2 separate regions of the Homo sapiens genome follow, and region 1 is linked to region 2. A link is an interaction called in ENCODE POLR2A ChIA-PET data of the cell type or tissue named here. Cell type or tissue: A673. All regions are shown on one strand. Links, peaks and the distances in the headings refer to the core of each region. The heading gives the core; the rest is flanking DNA.

Region 1 (2,914 bases), core at 326-2,825, 120 kb before region 2:
AAGAAAAAGAAAGAAGGAAAGAAAGAGAAAGAAAGAAAGAAAGAAAGAAAGAAAGAAAGAAAGAAAGAAAGAAAGAAAGAAAAAGAAATTGTCTCATGTGATTATGGAGGCTGAGAAGTCCCAATCCATCTGTGCTCAGCAAGCTGGACACCCAGGAGTGCTGATGGCATAATTCCAGTCTAAATCTGAGGCCAAAGGTAGAAGAAATTGATGTTTCAGCTTGAGGACTATCAGGCAGAGCAAATTTTCCCCTAAACAGCCTTTTTGTGTTCTATTTAGGCTTCAAGGAATTGGATGAGACCACATTAGGGCAGGCAATCTGCTTTACTCAGTCTACTGATTCGAATGTTAATCTTCTCCAGAAACACTCTCACAGACACATCCAGAATAGTGTTTTACCAAATATCTGGGTACCCTGTAGCCCAGGCAAGTTGATAGATAAAATTAACACTCACATTTATATTATATGTATTTTGCCACACTAGAAAATATAAAAGACAGAAGAAACAAAGAAATCAGGGAGTCCAACTTCCCTGTTGGATGAGCTGGGAAATGATTTGTCCTGAGTCACACAACTACCAGAGTAACCAGAAGAACCAAACCTGGGTGTCCGTGACTTGGTCCTAAGCCCTACCCCAAGGCCCCTTGTTTGGTGGAGCACATTCCATCACCTGCTCAGCCTTTGCATCTTAGAAATCTTTTAATCTTTTGATTACCCGCTTGGGGTTTCTACCTGGAGGCTGAAGAGTTCTCTCTTCTGCAAGGGTGGGAATGAAGAGGCAGGGGGCACGAGCTAAGGTCCAGCCCGCAGCCCTATCTATGGGGAGGTGAAATTCAAGACACCTGCTCAGGTAAGGAAGGTAGCTGCCCTTTCTTTTATGGAGATAAGGGATTATGTGGGCACTTTGCCCATGATGGATGGTCTCCCTGGCCTACTCCAGAGCTGGTCCTGTGGTCAGAATGTCCCCCATCCTCATCCCCCCGCCATGCATTGAGCATGACCACTAGCTGCTGGGGTCTCCTGGGTATTTGGCCTCCCAAACCAGACTGTAAATGCCCTGAGAGCAGGGATCACATCTTCTTTGCCAATGTTATCCTCCCTTACCCCACCCCAGCATCTGCCAAGCATCTCACTCAGGGCTCAGCACTCAATAACCTGCACAGTTCAGGAAACTCTCACAGATTGCTTCATACTTCCAAGCTCACATATCTTGTCAGAACATGTACCTTAGAAATCTGTATGGTTTCTCTTCAGGTAACTGCAGAGATCCTGAAATGCCAAATCTGGGGAGAGGTAATAAAGGAGGACTTGTGTGAGGCCTGGGAATGGACAGCAGGGTGCATGCAGGATCTGAGCAGCAGAGAATGAGGGCTGTCACAGGCTTCAGAAAATGGGCATGAAAGCCTGGTGCGGTGGTCCTGAAAGCTGTCACCTGGGGACAGCCACCTGCCAGGGATAGTCTAAGGAGGGATCATGTCCATCTCCATACCCAGGGCTGCTTCCACCTCCCTGGGCACATGTGGGGTAGATTGCTCTCAACCTTGCCCTGAGCTTCTCTGCGTCTCCAAGGCCAGAAGATGATGGTAAGATGACAAGAATGAGGGTTTATGGGGTATTGGCCAATGGTCACCTGCCTCATCACCCTCAGCTTTGATCACAGCCAGGCAATCATTGTTTTCAACCCCATTCCTGCCCCAGAACTAAGCCTCTGAGCTAGAATCCATTTCTACCTCCAGACAGAGACCTGTTTGGAGACTTGAAAAAAGTTACCAGCTCTATTGGCTGGGTGGTGGCTCATGCCTGTAATCCCAGTACTTTGGGAGGCCAAGGTGGGAGGATTGCTTGACCCCAGGAGTTTGAGGTCAGCCTGGGCAATATGACAAAACCCCATCTCTACAAAAAAATAAAAAAATTAGCCAAGCGTGGTGGCACGTACCTGTAGTTCCAGCTACTGGGGAGACCGAGGTTGGAAGAGGGGGTTGGGGGCATCTCTTGGCCTGGGAGGTTGAGGCTGCAGTGAACCATAATTGCACCACTGCACTCCAGCCTGGATGACAGAGTGAGACCTTGTTAAGAAAAAAAAAAAAAAAAGGAGAAGAAGAAGAAAAGAGAAAAAATATTAACCAGCTCCCATAGTCCCTTCTAAGATCTTGTCAACAAAAATTGTGAACGACTTTGAAATGGGCAATGCTTCCTGGGTGTCCTTTCAACAATGTCAGGCATTGTCTAGAGTAGAAGACCCTTCCTAGGTTGTCTGATTCTACAGGAATCTGTGCCTTTTATTGTCTTCAATGATGTGGCATCTCTGTAGAGACGTAAGTTAACTTATGGTAAGCTGATGCTTAAACACAAGATTCCTGTTCATAGAAATGCAAATGAAGAGGCCGGTTTTGCATCTATTAGTAAATTCCCTTTAACATCCCTGATTGCCTATATATGTGTCTGTTTCTTGGATTTTCCTGTGAACTGGTTGTAATATCTTACCAGTTCCCTCATTAATTAATCAATTGAATTGAAGTCACTGACATGCTCATTTTATATTTGTTTTTATTTTTTATTTTTAAAATATTTAAAAAAAATTTTTTTGAAACAGGGTCTCACTCTGTCACCCAGGTTGGAGTGCAGTGGCATGATCACAGCTCACTGCAGCCTCGACTTCACAGGCTCAATCAATCCTCCCACCTCAGCCTCCCAAGTAGCTGGGACTACAGGTACACGCCACCATGCCTGGATAATTTTTGTATTTTTTGTGGAGACAGGGTTTTGTCAGGTTTCCTAGGCTGGTCTTGAACTCCTGGGCTCAAGCAATCCTCCTGCCCCTGCCTCCCAAAGTGCTGGGATTCAGGTGTGAGCCACTGTGCCCGGCCTTATTTTATATTTGCATAAGAATTATAATTTTACCTTTTAAAAAAT
Region 2 (2,914 bases), core at 272-2,771:
AATAAGTCATTATATGCAACCAGCGTCCAAGTCCTGGTAGTCAAGGGAGGAGAGTGATTCAAGAATGAGGGAATAATCAATGCAGCAATGAAAATTGAAGGCCAAGTTTCATAAGAGCTGAAAATCCCCACTGGATTTGGCACTTGGATCCCTGGTGAGTTCAGGTGCAATTTTAATTAAAAGCTGTGTGCAGGCCAGATTAAGATGTTTTAAGGAAAGTATGGGAAGTGAGAAAAGAGTCCATATTACTCTTGAAAGTTTGTAAAGGGAAGCAGAAACTTCATGGTATAGGGCAGTGGAGCTCTAGAGTCAGGTCTGGATTTTAATTCTGGTTCTGCCATTTGTGTGTGATGCTGAGTGAACTGTGCTAAACGTCCAAGGAAACCTTTGTTTCCTCATCCAGAAAATGAAACTAATACCTACTTTGTAGGGTTGGTATGAAGATTAAATGAGACTAATGTGTGTGAAGTCCCTGGAATACAGTAGGTACTGTATAAAATGAAATTAAGGTTGTGGAGGGTTTGTTTTTAAAGGTGAGAATGTTCCTAGGTTAAGAAGAAGCTACAGCCTAGAGAGGCTGACAATAAAAAGGGTCTATACTGAGAAGAATGGGGTGGTCTGTGGTTTCACAGCTAGTGAAACCGGCTGTGTCTGGTGCTCACTCCACTCTGCAAGTCAGAAGCAAGAGAAGTCAGCCCCAGAGTTTCTATTTGGAGGAGCTTAGAAACAATCTTAGAAAGTGGGTGCTAAGGCAGATTTCTCTTAAGTATGCCTACCAAGCACACTGCCTCCCTGTCTGGGGTGTGCGATTGGTGGTGGATTGGAAGGGAACTAATGGAGATTGTGGGTACGCTCAAGCCCTTAACAAGCCTCCCTTTTCGCAGATCCTTACCCGAGGGCTCTCTAGCAACTCCAGAGCCCTCTAGATTTTCTTCTCACAAGCTTTCATAACCGTCTCTTTTCGAGGGTTTTCCTCTGCGCAGTTCTTCGCGCGGGACCTCAAAGTGCGTGCCCGCTTCCCTTCCCTGCAGCACTAAAGACAAACCTGGCGGGTCCCCCGGAGCGGTCCCAGGCGCGCGCGCTCGGGAGCCCACGGGCCACACCCGCCTCCTAGCAACCGGAGCTCAGGTTCAGCCTAGAGAGAGAGGAGGCCACCATGGACCAGCCAGCCGTCGCCACCGCTTCCACCTCAATAAGGGAAGACCTGGTGGGTGGAGAATCATTCATCACAGCTTCGGTAAGATGGCCTGCCCCTTGCCGGCCTGGCTCCTGCTCCCCTCACCAGGCCCACTACCCTTTTCCCACCGCTCTCTAATCCCAGGCCTTCGTGCCGCTCTCGTTCCCTCTTCCTACCCTTCTCTCCCTGCCCTCACGCACGTCTCCACCTGCGGACCTTCCTTCCTGGTCTTTATTGGACATTTCCTTTGTTTTATTTCTTTTCCCCTTGCTTCTTCCCTTTTCCTTCTCCTTCGCCCTTTGTTTTCTGTATTTTTCCCTTCTTCCCACTACTAATTAAACTGGACAACTGCTTTAATATGGTGATTGGATTTCTTTCCCTTTCCGCTCCATCTGCCGGAAGACTGGGTTTTTCCTTCTGTAGTTTTACTAGACACGTTTTGCTCCGCCTCCTACTTTAATATTTATAAAAATATTTGAAGCTACTTTTGCTACGTTTTTCTTTTAGAGTCTCGCTCTGTCACCCAGGCAGGAGTGCAGCGGTGTGATCTCGGCTCACTGCAACCTCCGCCTCCCGGGTTCAAGGGATTCTCCTGCCTCAGCCTCCCGCGTAGCTGGGATTACAGGCATGCACCGCCATGGCTGGCCTTTGTTACATTTTAAAATAAATGTGGGTGAGGGTTGTTTAACCTAATCTTTTATCTTTCCCCTTAGAGTGAATTTAAAGTGGTAGATAGATGGAATTTAGATCACCTGTCTTGGGCAAAACAAAACAGCAGCTGCCAATTGTCTTCCATTAGATTGATCGCGTTTACTTCTCTCTCCTTCCCATCTCATTTTCCTTATTCTGGGGTAGGGGTGGGAGGCCTGTCTTGACCTGCCTGAGAAAGTTGTATTTCTGTGACTATAAAAGTGCAACAGAGAAGATTCAACATAAATCTCGCGAAGAAGTATCAAAGAAGAAGCTCAGCTTTAGCAGTGTCATGAGAAAATGTTTTTTAAAGAAATTAACATATTTCATAATAAAATAAAGCCCAGTGGTACTCATAAGTACAGTAGATTTAAGTTACTAGACAGGAAGAATGAATTATATCAGTTTTACTGATTATTACTTTTAATGCAGTCCTGCTTGATGACCTATATTTTATAGTAATAAAGGCATTATAAATGAAAGGAGAACTCAACATTTTAATGATTTTATCTAGGACAAACAGCAATATACTAAACGGTTGTGTTCTGTGGACAATGGGCTGAAATAAATATGAAATAATAATGGATGAATGGGTATAGAGTACTAAATATGAAGACAAAAGCTTCCTTGGAAACTGAGGAATACCAAAATAATCAGCTTCTTAACTTGGCAAATGGGATGTTAAAAATTAAAGCTACCATTTATTAAGCACTGATTGTATATGCAAGTCTTTATAAGTACAATGCCTTAGTCTTTTTTTTCCCCCTGAGGTGGCTTCTTGCTTTGTCGCCCAGGCTGGAGTTGCAGTGATGTGATCTCGGCCCACTGCAACCTCTGCCTACGGAGTTCAAGTGATTCTCGTGCCTCAGCCTCATGAGTAGGGATTACAGCCTTCTGAGGAGGGATTACAGGCATGTGCCACCATGCCCAGCTAATGTTTTTGTATTTTTAGTACAGATAGGGTTTCAACATGTTGGCCAGGCTGGTCTTAAACTCCTGGCCTCAAGAGATCCACCCAACTTGGCCTCCCAAAGTGCTGAGATTACA

What was found. Peaks named below come from ENCODE experiments on the same cell type or tissue, not always from the same donor. Only the 100,000 strongest peaks of a DNase experiment are listed, where the experiment ranks them.
Region 1: POLR2A ChIA-PET joins it to region 2 with 12 read pairs; 5 of 35 experiments call an interaction of 5 or more read pairs at or near these places.

The regions. Positions count from the first base shown.
Region 1 is chr2:47,275,666-47,278,579 of GRCh38, reverse strand. All of the region lies in intron 3 of EPCAM-DT (EPCAM divergent transcript), which reads left to right. Among named protein-coding and RNA genes, the nearest start is that of BCYRN1, 58 kb to the left of the region's middle. In A673, for the core only: no CTCF peak of the experiment used is centred there; no DNase peak of the experiment used is centred there.
Region 2 is chr2:47,153,494-47,156,407 of GRCh38, reverse strand. It overlaps STPG4 (sperm-tail PG-rich repeat containing 4), which reads left to right and starts at 1,100. Exons shown (of 7, transcript NM_001163561.2): 1 at 1,100-1,237. The coding sequence starts at 1,157. RefSeq lists an enhancer at 423-582. In A673, for the core only: no CTCF peak of the experiment used is centred there; no DNase peak of the experiment used is centred there.